2 separate regions of the Homo sapiens genome follow, and region 2 is linked to region 1. A link is a loop called in an ENCODE intact Hi-C map of the cell type or tissue named here. Cell type or tissue: A673. All regions are shown on one strand.

Region 1 (8,000 bases):
GCAAGGGTTGACAAACTACAACTTGGCCCACCAATTATTTTTATAAGTAAAATTTTAGTGGAATACAGATCGAGTATCCTTAATCTGAAAATCCGAAATGCTCCAAAATCTGAAAGTTTTGAGCACCAATATGATGCCACAAGTAGAAAATTCCACACATAAGTACATAACACAAACTTTGTTTCTTCCACGAAATTATTTACATATTGTATAAAATTATCTTCAAACTGTGTGCATAAGGTGTATATGAAACATACATGAATTTCATGTTTAGATTTGGGTCTCATCACCAAGGTATCTCATTATATACGCAAATATTCCAAAAATTAAAAAAAAAAATTGAAATCCGAAACACTTCTGGTCCCAAGCATTTTGGATAAGGGATACTCAACCTGTATAGCCATGACCATGAATGTATGTATTTGCTTATGCTGCTTTTGAGCTACAATGGCAGAGTTGAGTGGTTGTGACAGAGACCACCATACGGCCCACAGAGTCTAAAGGATTTGCTATCTGGCACTCCGTAGAAAACGTGTGCCAGTCTGTGTTCTAGAGGATCTCCCATTTAACATTATATGCACCAACTAATCAAACTCCTATTATACTCACTGTTTAAGAAAATTGGAAATATTGTGCATTTCCCACACCTGGGAGTGTCAAAATTAAAGAACCATATTGAGAAGAGGGCTATGCTACAAATATTCAATGCCCAGGATGGCCAAGAACAGGGAGGAAAAAAATAATCCAGCACAGAATCCAGGTTATAGGATTCAGCTGTCGCTCAAAGCAGACCCATGCTTCTCTCCAGACACTGACTTCGTCAAGTCACCCTATGATGTCAGGAAAATGACCCCGCATTTTCACCGATATTTTCAGTTAATAAGAAATGTTACTCAGGCTTATCTAGGGCAGGTGGCCTACCACTTGCAGATCTGTATCTGCTTCCACCGCCCACCCTGGGCACCACACAAAGCTTGAACTCAGGTCCCACGTATACCACCTGGCCCCTCTACTCCTAACTCTCACTGCTTTCAGAGCACTTCTCTGCCTTTACAAGGCAATTCTCTGCCTTTATAAATTAGTCTATTGACTAATTTGGACAAAAACCTCTCTGAAATAAGGTACTGCTATGCACACTTGAAACAGAAGTGACTTTTCCAAAGCTACCCTGCCTTCTCACTTATTGTCATATCGTTCAGAACAGGGAGCACCTATCCTTCCCTCTTTCCTCTCCCAGCCATCAACTTTTGAGCATCAACTCTTGTGTGTATGTACACATATACACACACAAACATACACACACACATACACACACACACACACGCACACAAACACACGCAAATGGTTTTTCCAAGAACTGAGAAAAGCAGCTGAGATCAGCAGGAAATATCTTTAAGAGATAAGTATTAGCGGTGCTACATTTTAAAAACCAACTATCCTGCTATGTGCATTACTAAAATGGACGTCCTGCCTTTTCAGGAATTCCGGGGCTAGTCTGACCAAAAGTTAGAAGACATCTTCCATCATAAGGCATCATCCCCAACTTATGGCTATCCAGAAAAGGCAGGCAAAGCCCCAAACCAGGCAAAGCTCTGTTCTATTCACCTGCACTCCATAACCACTAGCCCTTAGGACTAGAGACTTGGTGCTTACACACATGTGTACAGCAATCACCTAACAGGACATTCCCAAACTGAACAGACAGGGCCAGCACTGACTCAACATTATGAACCTGGAAGAATGCCACACACATGAAAGGAGAAGAAAACAAAAACCTCAAAGACTTGCTTTTGAGGCAGGAAACCTCCCTAGTTCAGGCAAGCAGTCAGCCTTTGTGAAAAGAGACAGCAGCAAAAGGGACGGGACCCACCATATGCTCCCACTGCTAGGAAGGTATGCTGCTTGGGTAGAGGCAAAACTTTATGAGACCTTTTCTCTCATTTTAGGGGAAGAAAAGATATGCCACTCTCATGGTCTATGCAGGTTGATTGTTATAGAACAAGTACTTCTGCCAGCTATGCCTCCACCACAAACCAAACTGACCTCCCTAAATGCAGTGGTTAGGATTCCAATGTATTCACTCAGCAAAGGCAGAGTTCTATATGATGTTTCCATTGGCACACAATTGTTAATGGTTTATATATCAAATAATCTTTAATCTCTAAATATATTCAAATACCGCTATGCTGAGTTTGTTCAAAGCAGTTTTTTGGTGGGGGTGGGGGAAGCAAACCTCGGTCATTTTAGATTTAGAAGGAACATACATATTGGCCCAAGTAGATTATGTGCGCTACCTGAAACTGATTGCCGGTGAAACCTTCTGGATGTCCAGACAGACAAATAAACCAAGATGGATTTAAACGTGGTTTGACTCTATCTGTTAAAAGAAAACTACCTATAACAATTACTAGAGCATGACCAAACAACAGTGTTGTAACAATCAAGCAAGTTATCATTTGCAAATAAATTCTTTGTAATTAAGCAGTGTGCTCTTCATAAAGGGAATTGAGTGGGCGAGTTAAAAAGCTAAAACACATTCTTAGGCCATGGGAAACACATGCCAGTGCTTTTTGACTAAGCTCAAGATTTTTAAGTTTGCTCTTTTCTTCCTCAGCTCTCATGGGTCTATTCTGCCCCATTATGTTCAGTACATGAGCAAAATTTCTTAGCAAATAGTTAACAGTGACTGAATAATTATTCACTCATTTCCCAAAGCTACGGAGGCCTTAGTGATTGTGTGGCAAAGGTTAAAACCGTAGTTTTATTTTCTACTAACTCTGAAGTTTGACTAACTCTCCCTCACTAAAAAAAATATATGCAGATAGCAAAGTCCACAAAGACACTATGGACATGAAAGTGACACTAACTCATTTGGAATAAATTCCTCATAGGGTCTCTGGAAACTCTATTACTTTCTTCAATAAAAAGGGGAGTACTTACTTCTGGGTTCCCGAGGTCCATCTACTGTAACTTTAATTGCTCTGTGATAGGTAGCTACTTGGGGAGGATTTGTGAAGACGGTTATGGTCAAGGTGAAACTCTTGCCTGCAGATATAAAAGGGGAAAATATACAGTGAATATTAAAAAACAGTGTTGATGATTACACAGCAGCATAGATTTCCAAATTGCATTTAAGCATCTCTAAGGAGGCAATGAAACAAAGACAAGAGGCAGGACTCCTTCTTCTAAATTGGAAACCCTCCGATGACCACTTTAGGACATTTCCAAATTTGCTTAGAGTCAAGATCATCGTCCTCATTGTAGTGCTACACAGGAAGACTCCAATTCCAAAAAAGCTCCTCAGTAGCAACAGTTGTAATGAAAACAAAACCCTGGTCCACTTGAGGAAGGTTCTTTTTCTTTCAGTTTTCTCCAACATCAGGAACACATCCAAGCACAGACAATTTTAGAAGTCTTTATTTAGGGTTGGGTCATGACCTCACGAGAGAACAATAGTAAATCATTGTTGATTATGTTATTTACTTCACATAGCTTTAGCATTTCATTTGCTTAGCTGCACTACAATAAGAAGATAAAAGAGGAAAGTTCTTATGGGAATCATTTTAACAGGAGCCAGTGTCTCCTGTCCTGGCCGTAATGTGCCTGTGGTATGATGATTTCATCATTACTGGAACAAAGTTTTTCTCCTCCCTGTCCACCCCTCCCCTAACATACATCCTTGCTGTTAAATCTTGAAATAACCCCCTGACAGCGACTTACTTTTTGCTAAATGAACATGACATCTCTCAGTATAAACTCAAATTTTGCTTTTAGCAGAAGGTGTGCTTCATTGAAATATTACATCTGATGCTTCAAATTAATGAGCTAAAAGCGACGAATAAGAAGGGGAAAAGAGACAGGGAAAAGTTTGGTAGCATATTTGGATGTCTGTTTTCTCCAGAAGAAGATACCATTCTCTGTTGCACAGACTTACTAACAGTTGTAATCAGTTAGATTTGCAACGGTTAATCATGTCAGATAGTCAAAACTGCAAACTGTTACAAGACAGGAAGAGGTGGGCGTGAAACAGTGACTCAATAAAACATTCAGCAATCTCAGGCCAGAGTACTCATTCAGTCTGCTCCTGTAACAGACCTTTAAAAAGCTCATTTTGTTTTGCTTTGTTTTTTGGTCAGAGATTCTTTTTCCCTTACTGAAAACTGAGAGTATTAAACCAAAACACAAATCTTTGACAATATGTACCAATGCAAAGTTTAATGCAGTCTTTTCAAAGCTTAATATGGAACAGGTTATATACAAGGCTTAATGGAGAACAGGTCTTTGGCTGTCAAGTCTAGTGAATGGGTTTTCTTTTCAACCTAGACCATGTAAGTTCCTAAAATCTGTTTAAGACGCACATCATTTGTTACTGAGTATAAATAGTTTTAAGTCTCCTTGGCTATACTTTTCTATAGCCAAGGGGAAAAAAACAGGAAAGAAAAGACAGGAATGGGGTGGGTGCAGTTTGAATAGGGAAAGGTGAATAACAATTAGAAACGTATTAAGTGCCACTTCATACACATTATCTCAATTAATCCTCCCCGCTTAGATCTCTCACCCCCATTGCACAAATAAGGAGGCTGAAGCCTCAAGAGACTTAGTAATTTACCCAAGTTCATACAACTAATAAATGAAAAAATGAAGATCTGAACCTCATTTTTCAGACCCTAAAATTAATGCTCTTTTTTTTTTAAATATTCTGTCACTTGGCCACTTCCTTAAGTGGCTTGATCACTTGCCATTTAAAAAAATTAATAAGTAATTTATTTCTAGATGCGTCCCAATCAGCTCTATGTGCCCAAGAAACAGTAAACATAAATGGACTAATGCAATATCTCAGGATGATGAAAGCATCTATTTTTAAAGTGTCATTGATATATTTTATCCACTATATTGGCTATTACACGGATTTAAATAATTTATAATTGGTTAGCAAAGAGAGGCTTTATTATAAGCGTTAAGACTAACCAGAAGAATAAACCAGCCAGGAGTCTAAACTAGTTACAGAAAACTAAAAGCCTACAGAATTAGAAACCAGAAACTTGAATAGGAAGCCACTGGGTCCAAGTTAGAACCTCAAAACAATGGAAAGATCGCAAAAAGTAAAAGAGCTGAATCTCTAGATTGAAAGTTAATTTACACTAAAACATTTTAAAGTGCCATTTTGGGGTCAGATTAGTGGTCTATGGGCCCAGGATTGCCTTTCTAACAGTGGCTCCCATGGCTGTGTTTCAGAGTCAGTTTTCATCTATGGCACTCATCTTAATAAATCAAGGATATATACAGATCTCAGTTATCCTTAATGTCTCTAAATAACCTGGTAGAAAGATTGTCGGCTGGGCGCGGTGGCTCACGCCTGTAATCCCAACACTTTGGGAGGTGGAGGAGGGCAGATCGCCTGAGGTCAGGAGTTCAAGACTAGCCTGGCCAACCTGGTGAAACCCTGTCTCTACTAAAAATATAAAAATTAGCTGGGCGTGGTGACGCACGCCTGTAATCCCAGCTACTCAAGAGGCTGAGGCACAAGAATCACTTGAACTCAGGAGGCGGAGGTTATAGTGAGCCGAGATGGTGCCACCGCACTCCAGCCTGGGTGGCAGAGTGAGACTCCATCTCAAAAAAGAAAAAAAGATAAAATAGATTGTCCATAAATTTATTTAAACCAGTTTTGGTAACAGTTCTACTTGAGACCTTTACAACTTACTTAGGATATTAAAAGTCATCTATGCTTCCCCTAAATTCAGGGTGACGCCTCATGTAGGAACAAAAGCCAAAAATAAAATTCACCCTTCAAGTATAAAGCATTTAAATTTTCAGAGTAGAATGAGTTCTCTATAAAAAACTGCTTTTAAAAAGAGATGGGTTTGGGGGAGGAAACAAGTAGTTAAGTATAACTATGATCTGCCAAAATCAGACCCTAAGGATCAAGATGTAATTAACAACTACAGCAAAAGTGAATGAGGCTCCTTCTGCTTCTTATTGCCCCTTCAGAAGAAATATGTATGCAATGTTGAAGAAATTTTCAGAAATTACCAACCAATTTAGTAATTGGTTCTTCATCCTATAATAATAATGCACCTCTTAAGTCAAATGTTTATGTGGGCATTCATGATTTCCTTAAATTAATTTTTTCTCAAAAATCCCCTTTTTATCACTTTCCATAAGTGATAAAATACAGCCTGTTATTTTAAAATGTAGGCTCTCAAATAGGGAGCTAGCAGTCAGTAGATAACTAATTGTGTCATCCATGGCTTCATCAGGAAAAAGAAAGCATACCAAAAAAAAATTTAAGGACCAAAATCATTTTAAACACTTCTCTTTAAAAGATTAAGGATAAAAAAAAGGAAAAACCATGAAAAACCTTAAGCCTCTCCTAACTTAATGCAAGTTCCACTGATGCTCTACTTTTATTCTAGCACTTTCAAAAGTTGTGGTCATAAGATGACCCATAAAGTCAAAGTCAGTAGTGACATGACTCCTTTATAATCTAAGATTGTTTTTCAGTTTCTGAGAGTTTATGTTTCTACCAGTGGAAAGAAAAAAAAAAGTGCAATATTTGAGGAACTTGGTGTTTTTTTATAACACTACTGAAAATAGAAATATTTAAAGCCGGGAAAGAAAATACAATGGTAGCAGCATGTTGATCCAGACTTAATAGCTTAAGAGAAATGTAGAAGTGTGAAAATCAAAGAGGAAGCTGGAAGAGTCTGTTATAAAGCAGGTCAGGTACAAAGGGTACAAAGGCAGGTTAAAGGGTTTCCTGCCACTGAAAAACTGACCCATTTTTTTTTCAGAGTGTGATCTGTTATCAGTGTTCTCTGTCCTTTTTTCCTCTTCATCTCAGCTTGATATTACTGTTTCCTTTCATACAATGTTAATGCAGTGATATAAAAATATATTATTAGTGATAAATCAATTTTTCTTTCTCTCTCCACCCACTCCCCCTACCCCCCATCTAAGTCTTGAAGACAAGTCTGGACCAATTTCTCCATCCTGCCTCTGGCAGCAGACTGTAGCATTTCAGATCCTCCACCAAGTCCCGGCTGCTTCAAAGGAAAAATCCTACTTTCTTCAGTTAAGATCATAAGAAATATAGGGGGAGGGGGTCAGCTCTGTTTGGACATAATTACACTTCATCAAAAGAAGCTTTCTTCATCTTCCATGCGTGAAAAGTCTGCAAGCAGTTAAGTCTGTCTTTTTTTTTAAATATAAAAATTGCTATTTGGGAAACCAGCCAAAACTCAGAAAGCCAATATAGTAAAACAGTGCACACCCTTTGTTTCTCTTTGAAGTTTCTTAAATAAATATGTTGAGGGTTTACAAAGTACACTATCACTTTGCCATACTTTCTACTTAAATTGATCAGAAAAAAGTTATGCAGCATCTATATAATACAAAAGTAAGATAAATGAAAACACTAGTTTGAATCTGTAATGTAAAATTAAGCATGGCACCCAATCCTTTAAAAACTAAAATTCATTACTCTAGTTAAAAAAAAAAAGTATTATTACATAAGAAGAAAGATGCAATTCAGAGCATACAGGTAAATCATCATGTTCACATTTTTCTTGATTCTAACTAGAAAAAAAGGAAAACTTTAATTGCATAGTGGACCTGCATAAGTAAATGAGAAAAAGGAAGAATGAATACACACACACACATACTCCAAACCTAATCAGTCAATAGTGATATAGGATGTGTCTTTTTTTCTTCTTTTTATGAAAGTTAACTAAACCTGATGCAGAGATAACTCCCTTAGTTTTGATTCTACCGGAGGCTGTGAGCCTCATTTTATTTCAAACAACATGTCAGTGACAGTATCTCATTAGCATGAATCATTTTTTTTAAGTTAAAAAGTACAACTTCTTGGCCCTGTTCCTAGAAAGTAAACTAACACTACTCATCGGAAACAGCCTTGCTTGAATTTCCCTTATCAAGTTTTTACAATGGTAATAATTTGACATCTGATCCAAACTAAAGAGCAATTATTAGACATGGTT
Region 2 (8,000 bases), 490 kb before region 1:
CCTTCTGCAAGCCAGTGCCTCCACCTCTAGCAAGCGTCGCTGTGAAACACCCCTCCCCGCCTGCCACTGGAACACCCCTTTGGCTCCTTGGGTTTGTCTCTTCCCTAAAGGGGTTTCTTTGACACCTACTTTAACATGTCCCCCACTCTCTGTCATTCCTAAGAGGATGTGGACTTCTCCCTCTGAATATCTGTCTTACATTTTGCATTTCTTACCCTCAATCTGCCATTTGAACAGACTCTAAAAATCCCTGCAAATCTCTTGGTTTTCAAGAAATTCATTTTAGTTACTTATCATAATCTAGGCAGAAAGTGCTATATTTCACTTTATTTTCCACAATCTCTCTTTCCTTATGCTTCAATCCTAGCAATACACATGATTTATTTCATGTTCTGTCCCCATCGCATATGGCAGGTAATTAACAAATGGATCTAATGTGCATCTTGAATGCTCTATTTTGATTAACTAATTTGAAAAGTCTCCTACCCCTTTTTAAAATTTCTTCCAGGTCTATCATGTTTCCCTCAGATACAGTTAATGTCCTACCAAGAATTACCATCCTTGTTTTTGGTGCCAGTGTCATATTCTCATGTGCTTTTGCCCCTTTTCTTTTTAGCTGGAGAGGAAGTAGGCATGCCTATGCCTGTAGCCTAAGACAAAAATTCAGTATTTCTCCTGCTCTATTCACGCTGACCACCTTCCATCCAACCTCCTTTTGCGCAGCCCACTTCCACAGGACTCCCTTTCCCCTAGTGAGAGGTCTGAAAAGCCCCAGGGGCAATAGTATCTCATCTGTATCACATGCAGTCTTGGGGCTTAAGCTCTCTCAGGCCTCCCAGGCGACCTGCACTAAGTGGTGTTTTGCCCAATCTGGATGGTTTTAGTCTTTCAAGGCTTCCTTTGAATTCCCTCTTTTCTTCCCCCTTCAAGTCCACTTTTCTCTCTTATTTCCACCTCTGTATTCCTCTGTCTTGGGGGGCCTTCTTTCTATTTTAAAATTTATACTCCACTTGTTCCAGAAAGGCTTTATAGCTACTCCCAGGGATGCATAAAGCACGGCAAACCAACAAAGGCCAAGAGGAGGTGAGAAAGAAAAACAAGGAGACAACCATCAAATGGAGCCCTGGGTGAGCTAAAACAGTCAGGGCAGCCCCGGGGCCTTCGTGCGCCACACAGAAGGTAGACCACAAATTTGGCTCTAAACTTGTGAGCAGACAAAGCAAAACAGGGCCCCTGGTCAGCTGCAGCTCGGTCCTCCTAGAAGATAAAAACAAACCAGCCTCCCAGAAGAATAACAAATATTCCTGCTGTGAGCCGCAGGCACGGAGGAGCTGTGGTTTCCATTTTCTTTGGCTCTCCCCTCCTGTGACTTCTCTTTCAGGCTGCTGTAGACTCCAGGCCCTGCTGACTTCCTGCTGCTCTGACTCCTCTCCATCTTCCCCCACCTGTGAGCTGTGCTCCTCCCGATCTCACAATCCCTGTGTTCTCTCTTCACCTGAAACTCACTTTCTTCCTTTCTCTCCATCTTCTCTGGAAGACTCAGGAGACCTCCCTGCAGCCTCAGGCGTGTGTCGCCAACCTCCCTGCCCCTCTCTGTCCACCCAGCACATGGGACACAGAACAGCCTGTCTGGGCTTATCTATTTTCATCAAGATGAATGGGCTCCTGCACTAGATGTGCAAAGATGTACCCCTTTCACTCGCAAGGCTGCACCTAGTTCTCTTTTTATGGAAGACTCTGAGATGTCCTAACATACTCTTCCTAAAATACTTGTCCTAATAAGGTGCTTCTAACTTCCGAAAGAAAGCCCTAAAAACCTTCCTTGGTATCTGTGACGTGCTGGGCATGTGCTCAGATTGCATTGCCCTTCATCAGTTGTAACTGCAGTGGCCATGTTTTCCAAACTGAAAATCAGATGCCTAACAAATTGCCTTCATTGAAAATAATCAAATTATAAGAAATTGGTACTGTCCCAGGAAATCCAGGACACATGTCCCCAGATGAAAAGCACCTGGTTAGGGCTAAGCCCTCTGCTTCTCCTTTCTCTCCAATCCAAGCTCAAACGTGGTTACCAGAGGGCGAGGGAGTGTACCCTAGTTCCCACCACCTCCTGGTTCCCAATTTGTTGCTGGAACAAAAAAGTGGCCATTAGCCACACAGGTCCCTGAGCAGTCTTGGTTCTGTTTCCAAATAAAGGCCAAGGTTTCCACCTCCCTAAGGCTCACATCAGAGGCTCCTCTTTCTGGAACCTGGAAGCTCCCTGGGCTTATTCTGGAAAAATTGATTGTCCCTGCCACATAGAATGGAAGAAGACTCTCGGGTTATTCTAGGAACCTCAGTGAGTTTATCTCAGAATTTGGATGATCATTCCCACTGAATGGGAACGTGATTGAAGGAGGACATTGTGGTTCTTATTAACACAATATCAATGACTGTCATCCTGCCTCTCTCATTTCCCTTCCTCATCTCCTAGAGCCCTCATATAAGGCAGCAGGGGCAAGCCAGCCACAGGTGCATTCCTCGCTCTTTCCTTGTCTTCTTGTTCCATTCAGGCCCGAATCTTCAAATTGCTCCTGTCTTCTCCTTCTAAGAGGTGCCACCTGCAGTGGGTCATGCTCCTGGCTGATGCTGCTAGAAAAAGAACTCATCTGTATCACTGGCGGTCTTTCTTTTCCTTCCAGGTTTTCATGGTTTGTGTCCCCAACAACTCATCCCTGTCCTCCCATCTTGCAGACTGCCTGGTGTGACCACACCGACAGACTGATTCCTGCAGCCGGCTCTGGTCCTCCCTACCCCGGGGGTCACAGTGCTTCCTTCCCTTCGCTCCCTTTTAATAAGATCTTAAGACTCTTAAAGTAAACGTATTAAGCAAGATCATCCTCATTTGATGTATAGAAAATTTAGGCTTACACACTTCAGCTCAACATTAGAAAGTTTACAATTAGGCCGGGCATGGTGGCTCACGCCTGTAATCCCAGCACTTTGGGAGGCCAAGGCAGGCCGATCACGAGGTCACGAGTTTGAGACCGTCCTGGCCAACATGGTGAAACCCCGTCTCTACTAAAAATACAAAAATTAGCTGGTCGTGGGGGCATGTGCCTATATCCCATCTACTTGAGAGGTTGAGGCAGGAGAATTACTTGAACCAGGGAGTTGTAGGTTGCAGTGAACCGAGATGGTGCCACTGCACTCCAGCCTGGCGACAGAATGAGACTCCGTCTAAAAAGAAAAAAGAAAAGAAACTTTAAAATTAAATCTGTAGAATGGACTGCCAGCAAAAGAAGTGAGTATCCCATCAACAGAAAGGACCAAAAAGAGGCTGGATCTTTGGAGGCAGGAACTGCCTAATCTAAGGTGTCATTGATTGTACGACACTATTATTTTAAATACTGGCTGGGCACAGTGGCACACACCTATAATCCCAGCACTTTGGGAGGCCGAGGTGGGCAGATCACTTGAGGTCAGGAGTTTGAGATCAGCCTGGCCAAATGGCAAAACCCAGTCTCTACTAAAACTACAAAAAAATTAGCCGAGCATGGTGGCGCACACCTGTAATTCCAGCTAGTTGGGAGGCTGAGGCAGGAGAACCACTTAAACCCGGGAGGCAGAGGTCGCAGTGAGCCAAGATCATGCCACTGCACTTTAGCCTGGGTGACAGAGCAAGATTCCATCTCAAAAACAAACAAACAAACAAACCTCTAAGAAACAACAACAAAATGCTATCACTTAAACAAAGTGTTTTCACTTAACCTCTCATATTTTGATTGTAAGACATTGCCTGATTTCACAGATGTTAAAGAGTGAAAAAAATGTGCACCTTAGACTTGAGACATAATAGTGGACTTTCACAGTCCTTTCCAGATCTAACCTTTTATTACTTCCTTGAGGCTATTCAGTGACATGTCAGACCCTCCTTTTGCTTGACCTTGAGCTGCCCTGTTGGAAAAAAAGTGAATCAAGTTCAACATTGCTTCTAAATTGCCCTGGGATAGCGATACTAGCTCCATTTCCAGTAAATAGCAACTCTGTTCTCTGTCCCTCTTGCCTGGAAACAGGTAGCTCTTCCTCATAAGTCAGGGCTTGGCAAACTTTCTCTATATAGGGTCAGATAGTAAATAGTTTAGGCTTTGCAAGCTACATAGCCTCTACCAGACTCTGCTCAATTCTGCTGCAGGAATCATAAAGCAGCCACAGATAATATGTAAACAAATAAATAGGGCTGTGTTCCAATAAAACATCATTCGTGGACACTGAAATTTGAATTTCACATCATTCTCACTTCATGAAATATTATTCTTCTTTTGACTTTTTTCCAACCATGCAAAAATGTAAAACACAAAACAATACTTAGCTTGAGGGCAGCATGAAAGTAGGCAGTGAACTGGATTTAGTCCTTGGACTGTAATTTGCTGACCTCAATCTTAGGCAGTCCGTGGCTACAATAGCAAGTTCTGTTAATTTCAGTATGCCTCAGCCTCCTCAACGGTAATATGGAGATTGTAATAGCACCCTCTCTTGAAGATTTGTCATGTTAATTAGATGAATTAATGCATATAAATCACTTAGGACAGTTCCTGGCACACAGTAGGCACCAATATGTGATAGCTATTGCTGCTGCTGTTGCTGCTGCTGCTATTAATTTCACAGTGCTCCCCCCGCCTCCATACCTAGTGTCCACCCTTTGGACTGGGCAGCCCAGCTTTCCCTGTAATGAGGAAGCATGTGCTGCCCTCTTCTGGCAGGCAGAGGAATCGTCGCCAGAGCCAGCTGATGTGATTTATTCAAGGCCTGTGGATTCGAAAGGGTCTTCCTATACAAAGATTCAGTTTTATCTAAGCCAAAGCTTAGACGGTTCAAACAAGGCTAGGTCTTCTTCAAGGCTCAAAGCCACCTTCCATTATCTGTCCCCCACACCAAGGGAAGGGCATGTCCACCAGGCCTGACGGATCTACCATAGGAGGTCCCTGGCTGCCCCTCCCAATGACAACTACCCCCAAATGCTTCTTTCTCCCTTTCCTCTTCTCCTTCTACAATCTCGAGTCTTTACATTTACGAACTTCCTTGACCTAAAATAAAAAAGTGCTTGAAAGGATTCAGAGCGGCCTGGGAGGGCTGTTAGCCTAGAACTAACAAGCCCCTTATTATCAAAGGCCCTGTGCTTTCCCCCAGGCGTCATGAAAGCCACTGCTGCTGGGGGGTAGGTGGGGAGGAGGGTGAGGGACAGTGAAGTGGGGCATTTTTTCCAGATTCCCAGGATGTGGTGAGCCACGTTTAAAAAAGAGTGTGTATATTTATTATTCCAAGCCACTTCAATCATAAGGCGCTTCATGCCTTCTCCCCTTCCTCCCTCCCAGCCCCCAGCCCCCGTGTCACAGTGGCCCTGTCTGGAGGGCCTGGCCATCCAGGGGATGGATGCGGCACCCCCCTTCTCATTCTGCCTTGTGCTCTGCCACAGGCCTGATGAGAAAGCTAAGGCCGTGTGTAAAAAGCAGCAGGAATGTGAAACCTAATTACCCTGTAGCATGCTCAGAAACAGAGTCACTTAGGTGGCCGTGGGGCTCCATGTCTACTCTGTTGGAAGCAGTTCTTTTGGAGGACAGTTGGGTCCCAGGAAGACCGCTGCAGAGGCCTGGGAGCCCCACGGTGGGCTGTTATCAGGCCATCTTGGTGAAGGCTCCTGGGTGGTCAGGCCGACCTCCACAGCAATGCGGATAACATGTGACCGTCTCACCACTTCCTCATAAAGCAGCCATTGCTGTCTCCTTTCAAAAACGCCTCTGGTCACAAAGGGACCCTTCAGGCTGCCTTCCTTGGCAACCCCTGTGTGCAAATAGCCAACTAGGGGTATTTTGTTTGTTGGTTTGTTGGGTTAAAGTTTTGCTTTGACTAGCATTCTTGTAAGGAAAAACAAATAACCTAGGCTCGGTGGGACCCACCTCGGAGGTCTGGTGGGCTCTGCACTTGCATGTCCTCGTCTCCTCCCTCATGGAGGGTCCTTGGGGCTGAGGGCAGGAGGGAGAGGAGTGGGCAAATGCTTCCTCTGGTCCCTCCCATGAGCTGCCTGAGGGATTCCTCCAGAGGGTCTTTGATTTGGTTCATTATTGAGGTGGATGCTTCCAATTTATAATTTAACAAATCTTGCTCCTGAAACGAATCCTTGGGCAGTTGTAAGGAAGGCGGTTGGTGGTGGCGTGGCCTGTTGAATGGGGCAGGCATGGGGAGAAGGGGGTGGGGAGAGCTGGGCCCTGCGTGGGTGGGCGCATTCATTAGTGGAATTTTGCTGTGTGGGCTCCTGGACTGGAGTAGAGCGGAGACCACCAACACCATTCCATGTGGTGGAATTTCCCGCTGTCTGACCAGAATGAGTTCTCCTGGCCTGGCCTGGATGCAGATCAAGACCTGGGGAATAAAGGAACGTTAAATAACTGATTTGCACATGAGTTAAATGTTCTTTCACCTCTTCCTACCGTTACCTCATCCTATGCAACCAACACCTCTTGTCTTTGTGCAGTCTACACATAGGAACCAAATACGTTTCTCAATCTCTCTCTCTCTACACACACACACACACACACACACACACTTATGCACTTCGTGTGTGTTCTGATGTTCTTATGTACTGGCAAAGGCCATCACATACCTCCTTAGACAGGCTCATTTCAATTAATCTAAAAGAAAGTGCTTACATGCAAAATTATATTCATGATGGGACACAATATATTCATGATGGGACACAATATCCCACTAAGCACAGGATATGCAGACCACAGAAGTACAATAGTGTGTCCATGGGTGTGTGTGTCTACATTTCATTGTGTGTGTGTAGGTTGAAAGTATCACAGTTGGTTTATACAATTACTACATTCATAACCCCTTGTCTGTGGTTAGGACGTAGCTTTGAGGAAACTTTTTCCAAGTTTCTGCTGACCTTTAGGGGAGAATATCTCTGGATAAGTTAACCTGTAGAACAGATTCCCTCATTTTTGGTAGAGCTGGGGCTGAAAATGACAAGATGTGAAATCCAGGTGGTGCACTGAACCTTCTAGCAAAAGCTTCAGCATTTCTCAGCTTTTAAACATCTTTTGCTACCAACTAGTGTTGCAAAGACATAAGAACTAAAACCAGGGATTAAATCTAGTCTGGTATTCTGACTTTATCAGCAGTTTAGAGAGGGTAATTTGTTGGGAAAAAGTTGCTACATGGAACTTTGGCTTTAAAACCCCAGGCTTTCTTTCAAATCCTGCTCCAGCGCCGTCTTGCAGGAAGGCACTCCACCCCATCTCAAGCTTGTTTCCAGGCTGAGCCGGAGTAGCCTCATGAGTTAAGACAGGCACAGACTTAAGGCTTAAGCATAAAGCAGCACTTCTTTTCATTCCTCTTGTTAGCCAGACCATTTTCTACCTTGCGAATACATTTGAATCCCGTGGGGGTTTTAGAGGAAGAATAACCCCCATAGGTTCTTAGTTGGAAGGGACCCCTGTAACAAAAGACAGATTAACAAGAGAAAAACAAGCAGAAGTTTATTAACATGTATATTTTCTATAATGAGGAGTTCTCAAAGAGATGGCTTTGAATTCTAGTTTCACAGCATCCTCATCAAAGGACAGTAAACTTTTAGAGATGTGACAAGGGAAAAAACACTTTGAGTCTCTAGGGGCAGCAACTTCGGGGGATAGCAAATGAATGGCAGATAAAGGCCAGTTAGCAAAGCTTGTTCAATGTAGATTCCTGCAGGGCCATCTCCAGGAGCATAAGCGTCTTAAGTTGTTTTCAGTGGTTCTCCCTGGTAGAAGGGGGGAGGCAAGATACGTTTTGTCTTTGTAAATCTACGTCCTGCTTTTAGACAAATAGAGGGAGGGCAGAGAGCTTTACTGCCTCTGTTTCTTCTGAATTGTCTTCATCTCAACAATCCTTCCTATTTTGGGGGTGGCATATCCTGGTTTCCCACAGGGTCTTGTTACGAAGCAGATATTGAGGTAGTGGATCTGGGGCAAGGCCTG

The links. Peaks named below come from ENCODE experiments on the same cell type or tissue, not always from the same donor. Only the 100,000 strongest peaks of a DNase experiment are listed, where the experiment ranks them.
Region 2: it touches region 1 in a loop (3-fold over the local background); 17 of 110 quality-filtered maps call a loop at or near these places.

Annotation. Positions count from the first base shown.
Region 1 is chr6:45,432,992-45,440,991 of GRCh38, reverse strand. It overlaps RUNX2 (RUNX family transcription factor 2), which reads right to left. Exons shown (of 9, transcript NM_001024630.4): 5 at 2,941-3,045. Among named protein-coding and RNA genes, the nearest start is that of SUPT3H, 59 kb to the right of the region's middle. In A673, no CTCF peak of the experiment used is centred here; DNase peaks (open chromatin) are centred at 3,681, 4,011 and 7,881; H3K4me3 peaks cover 1,345 bases; H3K27ac peaks cover 3,350 bases.
Region 2 is chr6:45,927,351-45,935,350 of GRCh38, reverse strand. The region is part of intron 4 of CLIC5 (chloride intracellular channel 5); the gene reads left to right. Among named protein-coding and RNA genes, the nearest start is that of CLIC5, 85 kb to the left of the region's middle. RefSeq lists enhancers at 7,296-7,959, 7,960-8,000. In A673, a CTCF peak has its summit at 4,740 (motif pointing left); a DNase peak (open chromatin) is centred at 4,710.